Linked DNA regions of Mus musculus: region 2 is linked to region 1. The links are chromatin loops, found by intact Hi-C in ENCODE. Cell type or tissue: left cerebral cortex. All regions are shown on one strand.

Region 1 (8,000 bases):
TTTTAGGGGCCTACTTCAGGACTCTTGTTCTGTTCACCCCATGTCTGTGGGGCCACAGCTGTTTTGTTCTCTTAGCTTACTGCTAAGGAATTTAAGCCCTGCTCTTCTTTCCTTGGACTTTAGTAAATCCAGCTGCAAAGCCAGAGAACCCTTTTATACCTCTTCACCTCACTCAGAATCTTCACTCAGAAATAATTCCCCATTAGGAAGAGCTACTTGCAAAGAACTGAGTATTACCCTATGGTGTACTGGTTGGCTCTCAACCTTTCTAATGCTGTAATCCTTTAATAAACTTCCTCGTCTTATGGTGACCCCTCCCCCCCCCAACCATAAATTACTTTCATTGCTACTTCCTGATTGGAACTCGGCTACTGTTAAGAATTGTAACGTAGATATATTTGGGAGATAGAGGTTTGCCAAAGGGGTCATGGCCCACAGGTTGAGAACCACTGCCGCATGACCTGCCACACTCCAGTCTTCCAGATTACCTGTAGGTTTTTTGACCATGCAGTCTTGGTAAAGAATAGGTCTTAAGCCATAGCTGACTTAGTCTTGCTGTGTGACCTTGGAAGCCCCTTAGTCTTTTTGCACTTTATTTTATAAAGCTAAACACTAGAGGTTGGAGTAGAGAGCTCTAATGTCCTTTCAATATAAAAGCATTTCTGACTCAGATACAAGTGGATCCCTTCCAATAGTTTTCAGTGTGTCCGGCACCCCAGATACACAGGATTGATTGAAGCTTTTGCTATGCCTAACACTTCCCTCTTTTTATGAGTTTCCTAATTGCCCTACAGTGTTATTACTGTGAAGAGACACCATGACCAAGGCAATTCTTATAATGGCAAACATTTCATTGTAATTGGGGCTGGCTTATAGCATTATCATCATAGCAGGAAGCACGGCAGTGTGCAGACAGGCATGGTGTTGGAGGAGCCAAGATTTCTACATCTTCATCTGAGGTTAGCCAGGAGGAGACTATCTTCTGCAGGCAGCCAGGAGGAGACTCTTCCACACTTAAGCACTAGCAGACCTAAAAGCCCACCCCCACAGTGACACACGTCCTCCAACAAAGCCACACCCATCCAATAAGGCCACACCTCCTAATAATGCCAGTCCCCATGGGCCAAGCCTATGGGGGCCAAACCGATTCAAACCACCACACTAATTATTTAAGGAAGTGAACGTTGACTGTGGATCAGCCCCAAGGCAACAGGTTAGCATATGTTAATCTCAAAGAACACATGGGAATGATCTCGATTCCAGCACTCAAAGTTGTTATAAGGAACCTTAATAAATGTATATGAGCACTGCATCTAAGCCATACAGTTTCGCTCATGTGTAAGGGTCCAGTGCTATGACTCTCAGTATCTCATCTTTAATTTCCTGGATCCAAACACCTGCTCATTATTGCCTCCCACCCTCAAACAGCAACTTGGGAAGACACACACCAAGCTCATCTTTTGTGTGAAAGGAGACTGCTTATAAGGAGACTTATAATAAGCTAGCAGTTCAGAGCGTGATTCTGTGTCATTTTAGACTGACCAGTGGCTAGCTGAGTTTGGACTTGAGTTTGTTGGCCATGATTCTGCCTGTCTGCTTGGTGGCAAGGCATGGCATTTCCAGCTGTAACAGAGACTCAGGCGTCTACGAAGTGTAGCAGACCAAATGAGTTTCACTAACTTGGCTTTCTAGAGAGGAAAGGAAGCCAGATCTGTCTAGCAATTTTTTTTTCTTCTCTGTAGATTATACCGGAAAAATATGAGGACTTTTTACTCTTCGGAGCCTTTTTTGAAGCTACCATGATTGACAGGAAGATTGGAGACAAACCGATCAGCTTTGAAGTTTCTGTTGGTGAGTGCAGACACTTGTAGGGCTTGGGGAGTGTTTGTCTCTTGAAGAAGTGAACGAATGCCTTACATAAGGTGATTGTACTGTGGTGGAGATGATAGTCAGGACCTCAAACAGAAAGGATGCTTCTCTGGGTACCCAGTGTCAACACATAAAGAGTAGATTTATCCCTATAGATTTTTAGAAACAAACAAACACACAAAAAGAAAACAGTAATCAGTATAGGTGTGGATTCAGGGACTTGGGTTACTAATCTTGGTTCCATTACTTTGGGATGATTTCACTTCTCTGGGGCTTGGTTTCCTCGTGTATACAATAGGAAATATAATGACTCCTCCAGAATTGCAAGATTTGAAGAGTTGATGCCATACGTCACACATTCAGTAGAGACTACAGCCATAGTCCCCAGCCATCTTCCTTGGCTAAGGAGCAGCTCAGCTAAGAGCACTAATTCCATCAGAGAAGAGCAGATTCACGTCCCGGCAGCTATGTTGCAACAGAGCAGAAGGAAGTAGAGATGAGATGCAGTCCTAAGCTACACAGCTGGAGGCCTGGCAGGGAGTCCCATGTCTGCATGTTCACAGGATGAAGATGTCTATTAAAACTGTGAAGGACAAAATTCTGACAGGAGAGGCCTTGTCTTTTTTTTCCCTTTTATTGATTTACTGAAAATAAATGTTTTTTCTCACATAATGTATCCTGATTATGATTTCTGCTCCCTTGATTCCTCCTCCTGCTTCCTCCCACCTCCCCTCTCATCTGGATCCACCATCTTTCTGTCTCTTACCAGAAAACAAACAAGATGCTAAGAGATATATGATATGATATGACATGACATGACATGATATGATATGATAAAAATTAACACATCAGAATTGGTCAAGAGAAGGCACAAGAGACAGACACCAACTCATTTGAACAGTCAGGAAGCCCATAAAAATATTAAGCTGGAAGCTATTCTATATGCACAAAGGACCTATAGTAGAAATAAAGAAAAAATATTTAAATAAAAAATACAAATATAAAAATGTAAAAATAAAATATCAATAGAGAAATTATATAGATAAAATATAAAATAATAATTTATAAATAAAAACATTTTTAAGAATAAGAATTTTAAAAAGGTAAAGCTCTGATGTGACATCATGAGACAAGGAGGCTTCAAAGCTGCCACGGAGTTCATTTTCTGGTGGCCATCTACTGCTGGGCATGCAGCCTGCTCTTAGGGTTATTTGTTTCCCGAGTGAGACTCCCTTGGAGGAAAGTGGTTATCAACTGGAAATGGTTTCTGGGTTAGGGATGGGGCCAGTGACCATTCCTCCTTTCAGCTCTAGGAGGCCAGCTGGAGCAGTGATCTGTCCCTGTGCCTGCTGGAGAGACCTTCTCTTACTGGAGAGACCTTCTCTTACATGAAAACATTTCCCCTCCCCCACTCCTCCTCTCTCTCCAACACCCACTCACCCTTTAAAAACATGATATCATCTTTGGGTACTCACACTTCTCTTAGAGAAGAAGCAGTTTTGAGAAGGTTCCTAATATTTTGTGTGTGTGTGTGGAAATAAAATCTGATTACCAAATGACACATCCAGAATGATAATTTATCAAGTCTCCATGGCGAATTTTGGTAGGCGGTATACACTAAGCTGTTAAAAGCGGGGATAACTCAGAAAGCCAAAGTATTTTGCTGCTAAGCCCGATCACCTGACTTTGGTCTTTGGGATGCACAGGTGGAAGGAGAGATCCCAGCACCTGCATGTTGTCCTCCGACTGCCACACTTACTCATAGATATATGTACCCACACAAAATAATGTGATAAAATTAAAATAGGTAAAAAAAAATGGCTATAAATAAAATTAAAAATAAATTAATAAAATTAAAACCTTCAGAGGATTTTTTTTCCTTAACCATCTTTGTTGACTTGCAACTTGTGTACGTTTTATGAACAGGAAAATAAGAATTCTTGACTTTGTCAATCAGTTTTCTTGTTCTCCATGGGTTGTTCTTTCTGTCTTTATCTTGAGATCTTAGCTCCTTGCTGTGAGAGGGTGTGGGTATGCCAAGCTGACTGATCCTAGCTCCTTGCTGTGAGAGAATGTGGGGTATGCTAAGCTGACTGATCCCACTCACTGACATTCAGCCCATTGCTCTTGTCTCTGAAGGTAACTTTGGGAACCTGATTGATGGAGGGTCTCATCATGGAAGTAAGAAAAAATCGACTGAGCTGACTGAAGAGGACGTCCTTCCTTTGCTGCACGAAGGAGAAAAAGATGTGGCCCAGGACAGTGCCATTTCCATGGCCTCCACCACTCACCCAGAGAAGCCTCTGGTGACAGACGGGAACAGGTAGGAGGAGACAGGGCAGGTGAGAGCAAAGTTTCTGCTGGGTGACAATTTTTGCCAATTCCTGGGACGGTTTCATCCAGCTTTCAGTAAGATAAGAAACACAAATTCATCTCAGTGCTGGAACCAGCTGCAAACAGGAAAAGCATTGTAACTACCACTCTAGTAAGTCCTTAGCCCCCCCCCCCCCCAGAGACACGCCCAGGGAATTCATCTAAAGGCAGAGCAGCCATGATGCTCTGTTAGACCTGAGAGAAAACTATTTCCACAAGTGTCAGGTTAAAGCAGTCCAGACATTTCCCTAGGAACTGACTTCCCAGTCTGTCTCCTTGGCCACTGCTCCTCTTTCCAGATCGGGCAGATTAGATGTCCCCATCTGGGCAGCTTGTCACCAGACTCATTTGTTTCCCAGCTTGCCACCTCTAGACAGATCCCTCCACTCCCAGTCTTCCAACCCACTGTTGGAGATTGTCAGTTGTTTTCTTCCATATTTTAAAGATTTCTTTTATTTTAAGTTATATGCATATGTGGGGGTGGGAGTGGGGGTGGGGGAGCTATGTTCATGCGTGAGTGTGCCTGCTGAATCCAGGATAGTGTGTCAGATCCCCTGTAGCAGGAGTGATGGCTGTGAGTCACCCCACAGGGATGCTTGGAATAGAGCTCTGGTTCTCTGTATAGTGGTACACCCTCATAACTGCTGAGCTATCTCTCCAGCCCCAGGTCTACTTTTCCTTCCTGTCCAAAGCCAGTAAGTGACAAGTTCTGGCCAGTATAAATCTTAGGTATTTTTTGTGTCCTTAATTCTGGCCTTGTATGTCTTGTTACTAAGAGAAAAATACCTGATAAAAGCAACTAGAGGCACAAGGTTTATTTCCCCTTATATTTCGTGGAGATACAGTCCACCATGATGAAGCAGGATTGGAAGCTGGTCGCATCATGTTTACTGTCAGGTAGGAGAGAGAGAGGACAGGAAGGGAGTCAAGCAATAAATCCAGTGACCACTTCCTTCAGTGAGGTTCTGCCTCCCAAAAGGTCTCCAACCTTCCTAAACAGTGCAGGTATCTGGTGACCATGTGTTCAAATACACATACACACACATGCACAGACACATATACACATGCACATACACACACACAGATACCCACATGCACACACAGACCCATAGCATATACATATACACACATGCACACACAGACCCATAGCATATACAGACATGCACACACAGACCCATAGCACATACATATACACACACATATACACACATGCACACACACACACACCACCACCACATTCCTGGGGGCTCCACATCTTTGCTGCTTGGCTATACCTCTTAGTCCTTCCTAGCCAAACAAGGCACCAGTGCCTGGTAAGAATAAGTATTGAATGGATGAGTGGACAAACGGATAAAAGAATGGTATCAAGCTACCAAGTACTGATTTAGATTGGTATATATGCCTTTATCCCCATTGGTCATATAATTTACTTTTCTCCAAAAAATTTTACTCTCATCTGTTATACCAGCAGGTCAATACAATGTGCTCAGAATGCACATATTTAAAAAGGAATCTTGCTCTTTTTTCTTTATCAACTTAAGTCTTCATTGAGGAAGGTTTTTTTCCAACATACTCTACACACTAATGGTAATTTTAAAACTTTGTCCTATGTCTGGGGGGAACTCCTTTTGTTTGTTTGGTTGGTTTTATTTTGAGAGTTTCAAATGCAGCCCAGGCTGTCCTTGAATTTACTTTGTTGCTGAGGATGGCTTTGAATTCTCCTCCTGCCTCTCATTTCAAGTGCTAGAATCAGATGTGTGTCGCCATCTTGATTTATTGGTAACTCTTAATCATTTCCATGGTAACCACATAACCGGCGTTCACTGTTCACAGGTCTCCAATTATAGACTAAGGATGGGATTAGTAGTTTTATCATACCCTCTCTTCTGCAGCCCTACAGAACACATGAAACGTGAACAAATCGGAATTCCTTGAAAACCACTCCTTATCTACTGACTTCTGCACCCAATGTACCTTTTACAGAAATTACAACTATTTGCCCTTTGGTGCCAAGAAGCCCTGTGTCTCCTTCATCAGTTCCTGGGGAGACCAGACATTCAGACTGCACTGGTCCAACATGCTGGAAAAAATGGCTGACCTCTTGGTAGGTGGCTTCATAGATAGAATGGGAAACTGGGGACAAAGATATGCCTTTTTATTCAACCAGGGTCTTGACCTCAGGTTAAGTAACACTGAATTGGGGACTACTGCATTTCAAAGCTTCTACCATGTGGACCCAGAGGAATGAGAATGTTTTGTAAAACCCCTGGAATTCAAATCAAACTACCCAAATCAGAATCCAAACTAACCAAATCTGCCGTTTAGTCTTACAATACCTAACACGAGGCTGATCCAACATCTCCCAAAGGCAGGAGCATGAAGGCATCTCAGAGTTGACATCTGGCTTTAACTAGTCCTCTCTCCTACTCTCAGATTTCCTCCCCATCCCATATGCCTCACTGGGATGGACATCCCCTAGTCCTTTACTGGCAGTCCACAGGTCCCACCAGATGACTCTTGTCTTAACTTCCTATTCCTCTAGAGCCTACACTAAGGACAGAATTCTACCTCCCTCATTTTTGTTCCATAACTTGGCTTCTGTAAAGCAAAACAATGCCTCCTGCTGTGGGATTCTAGGAATTGCGTAACTAGACTCTGAAGATAACTTGAGAGGCGTAGCCGGCTCACAAAATGTGGAGGCCCTGGGCTTTGTAAGTCTAGTCTTGTTTCTTCTTCAGACAGAGTAGTTTTAGTTCATCACTAAGAGAGCAAGGAATTAGAAGAGTGGTCAGTGTCAATAGGCCTTCGTGGCCTCCATGACTAAGTTTATTTATTCCCTTATGATGGCAGTGTAGACAGTTCCCATTAGTTTCCAGTTTTATAAATGAGGAGACTGCATAATGAGATTAGTTCACTAGTAAGTGGCACCGGAGATTAGAACCCAGGTAGCCCAAGCCAGAGCCTGAATCCTTACTCCATTGTGATGCCTGTTCCTCAGATACTGGAGATTGAGTCAGCAGGCACTGGATTTTGGCAGGTGATAGGAAATGCAGCTTTTGTAAATTCTAGCAGAGCAGTGGGAATATGAGCAATTCCCCTTAGACCCCATTTTTCTCTGAGTAGAATCCTAGAATTTAGACCCAAAGAGAAATGTAAAATTATTATGTATATCAATAGTCACTGCTGCAGTCAACCTGCCCCATTCCCTGTCCCCAAACCTGACATACTCAGAAGAGCAAGTATGTATTTAGTGTCAGTAGGATTCTATTACTCTATAAAATTGACTTAAATATTGATTTTGAAGTTACTTAATAATTACATATAAAATTTAAGATTATGAAATATTTCTCACAATATTAGGTTTTCCTCAAGGTGAGTGACAAAAAATGATGCTTAGGTAGATAGGAACGGATCTGGGGCACAATGACTGCGAGTAATGTGGGTGAGGATGCGCATCTGGTCCTACGGAAAGGAGGGATCAAAGTGGGAACGCCGCAGCTGTGTTTCCAGGCCAAGTTCACCAAGGTAAAGGGGCACTTCCGGTCTCCAAAACCACAGAGACTAAGATAGCCAGCTGTTGTTTCTGGGATGTGACAATCAATGGTGTCTATACAAGTCCCATGGCTCTGTGGTTTGTCTTCAGGAAGAAGGCATAGAAGAAGTGAGGGAACTGGTCAAGGTTTCCCAGGAGGCGCCAGAAGAGAAGATGAAGACTGCACTCCGTGACTTCATCACGCAAAGCAGGTGGGTGACGTCAT
Region 2 (8,000 bases), 75 kb before region 1:
CAAATAACCAAACCAAACCAATGAAACAAACAACCAATCAAACAAAAAAAAAACCAACCAACCAAACAAACAAAACCTCAGAAAACTAGGAATCAAGGTGTACACTGTGAGCTTGATTTAGATTAGCTACTCAAATCTCTATGGCTAACATGGTATGCATGATGATAGACTGTACACTCTCCCCTAAAATTGCTGCAAGATAAAAAATATCCCCTCTTGTCACCTCCATTCCATGCTCTGCTGGAAGTCCTTGATGTGGAATGTCTCAGCCAGTTCAGGATGCTGAATCAAATGTGGCATTGACCAGGTGGCTTTAACAACAAGCACTACGTCCCTGTGGTTTTAGAGGGAAACCCAAGATCATGGTGGCAGCAGATTTAGTTCCTGGTGAGCACCTGCTTCTTGGCTTAGATGTCTTCTCATTGCATCCTCACCTGGACACTGAGCTCCTCATGGGCCTACGTTTTCTTCATTTGAACACAATCTCTTATCCCCCCCCCCCATCACTGCACTGTTTGGACTCATCTGTCCCCTATTCCTTCATTTTCTTCCCTGACAGCTGCCTCTACCTCCTTGTTCCAATGAAAACCTGTTGAGGCCACTATTGAGGCCACTGCTTCCCCTGCTGCCTATCTATCTGTGACAGTTGTTCTTAACTGTCAACTTGATGAAAACTAGCAGTACTTGGGAGAGGGCCTTGTAGGTAGCCCTGTGGGAATTATCTTGATATGTTATTTGAGGTGAGGAGACTTGCCTACTGTGAGCAGCACCATTCCCTAGGCTGGGATTCTAGACTGTATAAGCTGAATACCAGCACGCATTGCTCTCTGCTTCCTTCCTGTGAACATGATGTAACCAGCTACCTCAAGCTCTAGCTGCTGTGATTTTCCCACGATGTTGGACTATAATCTGACTGTGAGGCAAAATAAATGCTTTCTCCCTGAAGTTGTTTTTCTCAGGTATTTTATCACAGCAACAAGAAAAGTAACTAAGACAAGGTAGTAGCTTTTTACCTTCTCCCATAACAACTCTTTTTGGTATATAAACTGATGACATGACATTACCATTTCATGCTATAGTTAAGGGGAAGATTTCTGTTATGGATATGTGGGAGAGTACAGCTAGCCGGATCTGGAAGAGTCCAAAGCAGAGAGAGAAATTAATAGACTGAGCATGGCCAGCAGACTGGACCTGACTATAGGGAAGCAGGAAGGAAGAAATAAGGGGATACACACACACACACACACACACACACACACACACACACACACACATCCCCTATCTCTGTCTTTCTTTGCCTTTCACATTGTCACTTTTGATCTAACTAGATTCTGTTGGCCATCTTGTAACTACTTCCCTGCCCAAACCCTCAGTCTGGTTTCTTTTGTATTTATCTGGCCAAATCACACCAGATTCCATCTTTGCCTGTGCACTTTGCCTGCCCCAGACAGCTAGCTGAGGCTAGTAAATGCCATGCATTTATATGAATTGATTTTCCTTTATCTCCATACCCATGAAAAGCAGCTGAGCCCTTGTTGGCGTCACAGTGCGTTCGATATCACTTTCTTGGGTGACTAATACTCTTCCCCTTCAGATCCTAGACTCTAGAATCTGAGTCCCTGGAATGATATCCAGGCTGTACTAACTGTGTTAGGACACTTAACTTTTTATGTCTTGATTTACTCCTCATGAAAAGGCAGTAATAACATCAGCTTTGTATATTTGTAATTGAGAAAATCATGCATCTTTTCTACTTATATAAGTTCCTGATCGCAGTAAGCACGAACACATGGGTAGCCAGCTCTTTAATCGAGTAAGTATAGTATAGTATAGTAAGAATATCAGAATCAACAAAGAATGTCATCTCTGTCTGCCGCTTCAATGATCAATGCATTTGTGGTAGCATTGCTTACATCTCTCTGCTGTCTTTGTGCTAATTGGATGGATGTCAGGCACCTGCTATTACCAGCCAGCACCTCTGCTGTGCAGTGCTTGCTTTGCTCCTTCACCAGTTTTGGCTGCTTTCCCTTCCTTCCCTGCATCTGAAATGCCTGGCCTCTAATGGACTCTTTCAATGACATTCCCCTCCCTGCTGCTTCCAGGAGGGTGTTCCTCCACTCACCCACCCACTCCCACCTCCCTACCCTCGATTCCCCTACACTGGAGCCTCTATCGAGTCTTCATAGGACCAAGGACCTCTCCTCCCATTGATGCCTGACAAGGCCATCCTCTGCTGCATGTGCGGCTGGAGCCATGTGTACTCCTTGGTTGGTTGTTTAGACTCTGGGAGCTCTGGTTGGTTGATATTGTTGTTCTTCCTATGGGTTGCAAACCCCTTCAACTCCTTCAGTCCTTTCTCTAACTCCTCTATTGGGGACCCAGCGCTCAGTCCAGTTGATTCTTACTTCACTCTTCACATGTTTGCTGGAAGTCTCTGGATCCTGTCTGCCCTATCCAGGACACAAGCCTTCTTTTTCCTTATCCCTTTCCTCCTAATTTGCTATCCTCAGCTCCCCCTCCTTCTTCTTCTGTCTCTTCCCCTCCTCATCCTCTTCTTCCTTTCCCTTCCTCATCTTTCTCTCCTCCCCTTCCTTTGCCCCTCCTGTTCCCTTGCCCCGCCCCTTCCTTTGCCCCACCCTTCTCTTGCCCCGCCCCTTCTCTTGTTCCTCTTCTGTCTTTCTTTGTCTCTTCTTTCTTCCCTTTGACTCTTCTAAATCAAGATTTCTCTTAAGGGGCCTCATGGTTTTAAATACTATTCTCTAATTTAATATCTGCAGCTGGGACCTCCCCCCACAGGCCATATGTGGCTACACTAACCTAACAGCTGTCTAACAGGGATATAGGGCTTAACTCCAACTTTTGTTTATGCCGCCCGATCTGTTCTGGTGTGTGTGGTTTCCATACTAATAAGTTAAACTTCCGAAGCCAAAGCCTGAGAGTTATTCCAACGCCTCTTGTTCTCGAATTTTCTACCCTATCTATCTATGAGCCAATCCTGCGGTCTTTGCCTTCAGATTATGCCCAATCGAAGCACTATTCCGCACTACCTTGTAGCCCAAGACACTACTGTCTTCTGAATGTATTGACTCACAGTTGTGGGCACAACGAGCTGGCATTTCTCTCTGCTCCTCAGCATCCTGCACTCAGTGCTGTCTCTGTCCAGTTCTCTCCCTCTCTGTTATCCCCACACTGTTCTGAGACCTTTCTAGGCATGGGCTACCCTGTATTCCTGGTGGCCATCACAGCACTTCACACATAGAAACGCTCACGGACAGACAAAAGCGCCACCGTCTGAAGAGAGCATTTAGCAAGCAGAGCTACCCATGAGCCGTAATCCTCTTCCTTTTTAACTGTAGTCAGTGCTTTGGACTAGCCTTCCTTTCACTCACCACACGGTCAGATCAACCCCTCATCTGCTAAACATACATGTTTAGCATGTCCTATTTGCTTGCCTTCCCAATATAACAACTAGATCCTTCTCAGGCTGATGCTGTTTGTCAGCATGAAACAGTGAAGGCTGTGGGTTCGTCCACTGCACTCTCTGGGCTCAGGTGGGCTCAGAAGGGCTCATCCGTCACCAACCTCTGGTGGAATTGCATTCAAATGAGCTGCAGTGGGGAGGGTGTGGGAGGCAAAGGGCTCTACAAAGCAGGTGTGTTGAGGGTCGCTGTGGCTGTTGGTGTGATAGGCCTGTCTTCTTCCCTCTGTCTATCACCCAGTCTTTGCACCAGAAAGTCTATAGCAATGCCTTTTTAAAGGCCAATCCCTGGAACATGTATGTAAAGAAATAAACGTCCTTTGATACTGACCTCATAAAGAAAACAAAATTTGCATCTCAATGAGTTCAATTTTTTTTCCTTGCTTAAAAAGCTCCAATCATTATGAAACCAACAAACCTGCTAAGTTTGAGTTGGCTAATTAGTTTGGTCTTTTTTTTTTTTTTTTTTTTTTTTTTGCAGATTTATAATTGCAAGTATGAAACACAAAGGAGACCATGGATACGAGAAAGACAGCTCTATGGGAATCTTCATGGTATCATCAGTCATTCTGACTGCCTTAACACGTTTTTAAATATATTTTTCCAGATAAACAGAGGGTTTCCTTTAAGAAGCACAGCTTGAAATAGTTGAGTCACACCGTGTCTCTCTCCAGGATAGCAAGTCTTAGAAAGAGCTACAGACAGCTGGGAGATGGGTGAGTATAGCAACACTGAGTGTCCCAACTATAGAACCTTCCAAAATGAACACCAGGAAGATGGCAGGCAAGAAGCCTGCTCTACTGAGAACTGGGGGGCAGGAGAATTTTAAGGGACTCATCTGAGACACTTTGCGCCCAAGTGTTAACTCTTTCATGGCCAAGGATAAAGGAACGCTAAAAGTCAGAGTCCAAGAGAAAGCTGGAGCAGTCTCCGGAGGGAGCTAAGTTAAAGCATTGGGCAACTGATTGAAATTCACTTTTCGTTGCAGCCCAAAGCCTCTGACCTACCCGCCGTCTCTCAGTCAGCTACCACCCTCTGTGGCAGTGCTTCTGTCACCAGGACTGAGCTTGCTCTGTGCCAGGCATGGGCAAGAGCCATGCATCAGGAGCCCTGTCAGCCTTGCTGAGCAATCTTCACCAACAGAACTTAGCCTCAGAATAAACGAGTTAGCAAGTTACATGGAGTGGCACCTGGTGCAGAATAAGAACTGTATGCATGGTTAAATATAATATTTTTAGAGGCATCATCCAAGTATTATTTTATTTTATTTTTTAGTATTTAGGTTTTTTGTTGTTGTTGTTGTTGTTGTTTGTTGTTGTTGTTGTTGTTTTTTTGAAACAGAATCTCCCTGTGTAGCCCTGCTGGCCTGGAACTTGCTATATAGACCTCAAACTTACAGCAATCCCCTGCCTCTTGGATTAGAGGCAGGTGCCATGATCATCATCACCTTTTATTCTCTATACATCTAAAAATTTTTTGATTGGCACATTAAATATGTTTTAGTTTAAGTTCATATTGGGTAGAACTCAACTCAGGGCAATTGGCTTTTATCACTTTTATCACTTTTATCACTTTTATCACTTTTATCACTTAGACTTTTATCACTTTTATGATAACTACTGTTTTAAGATATAAAATACATTATTATTATTAACTATATTCAACTTACTGTGCTATAGACACTAATATTTTCTCCAAAACATTATACACAAACTTTGAATTTTGCTTGTGTTTATTTAAAATGAAGCTGGGTCTAAAGGAAAACCCCTTTTGTGGTGCTAGTCTTTTTTACTGTAGGAGAAGATGATTACAAATAAAAACCCTGCCGGGCAGTGGTGACACACACCTTTAATCCCAGCACCTGGGAGGCAGAGGCAGGCAGATTTCGGAGTTCGAGACCAGCCTGGTCTACAGAGTGAGTTCCAGGATAGCCAGGGCGACACAGAGAAACCCTGTTTCAAAAAACCAACCAACCAACCAACCAACCAACCAACCAACCAACCAACCAAAAACAAATAAAAACCCTGAGAACAAAGCAATGTTACTAAATCACAGGCATATTCTGCGGCCCATGAGATACTCTAACCCTAGGTACCCTTCTTGGCTGAAAAGCGAAATTAGTAAACATCTGAAATTAAACTATACTAGTGCCCTGTGAAGCGCCCTGTGGCGTGATTACTAGGTTGGAAGGGGCTGGAGAAAGGGCCCTGAGATAATTCATTTCATTTATGAATCAGTCTTGAGAGAAAAAGGATGCGCTCCTGCTGGCTCTGCTCATTGAGCAACTCTGGTTAGTAAGACACGCAGAGTCCGGAGCCACAGAGGAACGTTATGATTTCTGTGCAGACAAGGAGAAATTAGGCGCGCAGGGCAAACGCAATGTCCAGGAAGGCGGCGGGCAACAGTGTAGGAGGGAGCAGGTAGGACATCGCGTGGCATGGTCCCAGAAGGTCACACATGGATGAATCCGATCGGGATGAAGGAGAGCAAGAGGGCTCTGGGCTGTGGAGGAGTGCGTGCTCACCTTCACTGCTGTTCATGCTCAGCAGAAATTCCGGTTCTTCGAGATAAAAGCACCAAGCTCCTGCCTCCTCACTGTGGTTCCTACTGCCGAGCCTGATGAGGCTGAGTTTGATTCCTAGATGCCACACGAGGGGAGAAGAGAACTGACCCCCGTAAGCTGTGCACCCCCACACAGGGACACGTGGACACAAAATAAGTAAATCAAAATGTACTGAAGAAGGCTTGAAAGTCACAAGCTGAGCTACTTCTTGGCAAAATATGTCTTGACCAATTTGCCTTCATAATGACAATAGCGAATAAGTAAGACGAGCATTTTTATAGACGGGGCACAGTGTCGAGAGTGGTTGAACTTGCCAGCCTGGCACCATTTCCATAAGCAACTGGCAATGGTAAGACTATATATTCACAGCAGACTATTTATTTACTCAATAGTGTTTGTAGTTCTTGATTTCTCTGCGGCAGAATTACTAATGCAATTGAAAGCAGATTTTTTTCACATAATTTATATTACATTGACAAGAAGGCAGGAGGTGGCAGAGTTGTAAAGGCCAGGCAATAAATATTTTAAGCTTTATGGACCTTTTTATATCTCTGTTGCAAGTATTCAACTCTGCTGCAGAAACAGAAGAGAGCTCTAGACAGAGTGTGAGAAAATCATTTGAATCAATTCCAGTATAATCTTATTTACAAAAGCAAGAAAGAAGCTGCATTGTTCTGCATGTTGTATCTCATATATGTGAATATATATGAAGGATTGAAAAATAGAATATGACATATTCAGATACTGATATTTAAATATATCTCAATAGAACCACAATCTAAAGCCAGTCTAGAAGTGTCGAATCTATTTTTTACATATCTGATAGGTTTTATTATAGAATTATTTAAAGCAGTTTAATTAGAACACAGTTATAAGAACACAACCATTCAGATTTTAAGTAAAAAGGAACTAAAAGCTAAAAAAACCATTAAATTTAGCTTTTGAATGTGTGATTTTGTCAAATCACACATTCATATAAAAGGGAGAGATTATTCGTGGGGTAAGGAAGAGCTCTGTTAAAGAGGGAGGCCGTGGGCAGGTAAAGAACAAACACGGACATGTACTATGGAGATGTCACAGTTAAACTTGTTATTTCCTGTGTTATCTAAAATATGAATAGAAGAAAGTTGTCAAGAAGCTTAGCACCTGCTGCCCTACTAACTGCCTACAAAAATAAGCATACTAAGTCCACCAGGTGTGTGAAGTGCCTGTTGACCTATATACCAGGCAAAGGGTGCTATGGAGCGCTTCAGTATTGTAGAGTGTTGTTCTCTATGAGCCATTGCTTCTGTTGGTAATGCTGAGCTAATTCTCGATACCCCTGGGATGGCAAAATGCAGAACAAAATGAATGAAGACAGTCATTCCGGACACTGCTGGGAAATGAAGCTTAGTTATGCAAGAATCCTATGTTCTCCAAGAGGAGAGATCTGACAACTTAATGAACCTCGCTTTTTTCCTCCCTAAGCATTTCTGCCACTCAGATCCACCACACACTCCAAAGCAGTGGCCTATTTAGCTCCAGCTTCACACACCACCAGTGGCTGCACAGCAAAGCCAGCCTTGAGCCCTCATCCCTGACTGTGGTGTGGAAAGGTGGGTCCTGGGTAAGCAGTTGCTTATGCCACAGAGAGACATGGGTGGCGTTTTCCTGTAGCAAGAGGAAAATCAAAGTCTACTGCTGAAAGAAACATGGAGTGGGGCAACCCGTTCCCGAACCATGCAGGATCCTTGGGACCTTGGTGACTATTGCACACAAACGAGGTGTGTGGAGGTGGCAAGTTTCCACCTACTCTAAGCACTGAGCAGAAGGTAGACATAAAATTCAGGATGGCCAGGATAGATGCCTTTCATTGGCTCATGCAGAGTCTAAATGGCCTCTAAGCCCAGAGGGGCATGCAGATAGGGCTCGGGCGGAGGGGCGTGCTCTAGCTAGTTTCCATGGTTCACAAAAGCCAAC

The links. Hi-C counts contacts between places; a loop is a spot of excess contacts. Peaks named below come from ENCODE experiments on the same cell type or tissue, not always from the same donor. Only the 100,000 strongest peaks of a DNase experiment are listed, where the experiment ranks them.
Region 2: it touches region 1 in a loop (2.5-fold over the local background); 2 of 42 quality-filtered maps call a loop at or near these places.

The regions. Positions count from the first base shown.
Region 1 is chr15:58,567,364-58,575,363 of GRCm38, forward strand. Fer1l6 (fer-1-like 6 (C. elegans)) reads left to right here. Exons shown (of 41, transcript NM_001370912.1): 12 at 1,743-1,851; 13 at 4,009-4,192; 14 at 6,226-6,346; 15 at 7,886-7,986. Among named protein-coding and RNA genes, the nearest start is that of Gm36451, 26 kb to the right of the region's middle. In left cerebral cortex, no CTCF peak of the experiment used is centred here; DNase peaks (open chromatin) are centred at 4,595 and 4,787.
Region 2 is chr15:58,492,194-58,500,193 of GRCm38, forward strand. No RefSeq gene overlaps it. Among named protein-coding and RNA genes, the nearest start is that of Fer1l6, 14 kb to the right of the region's middle. In left cerebral cortex, no CTCF peak of the experiment used is centred here; DNase peaks (open chromatin) are centred at 4,182, 7,156 and 7,443.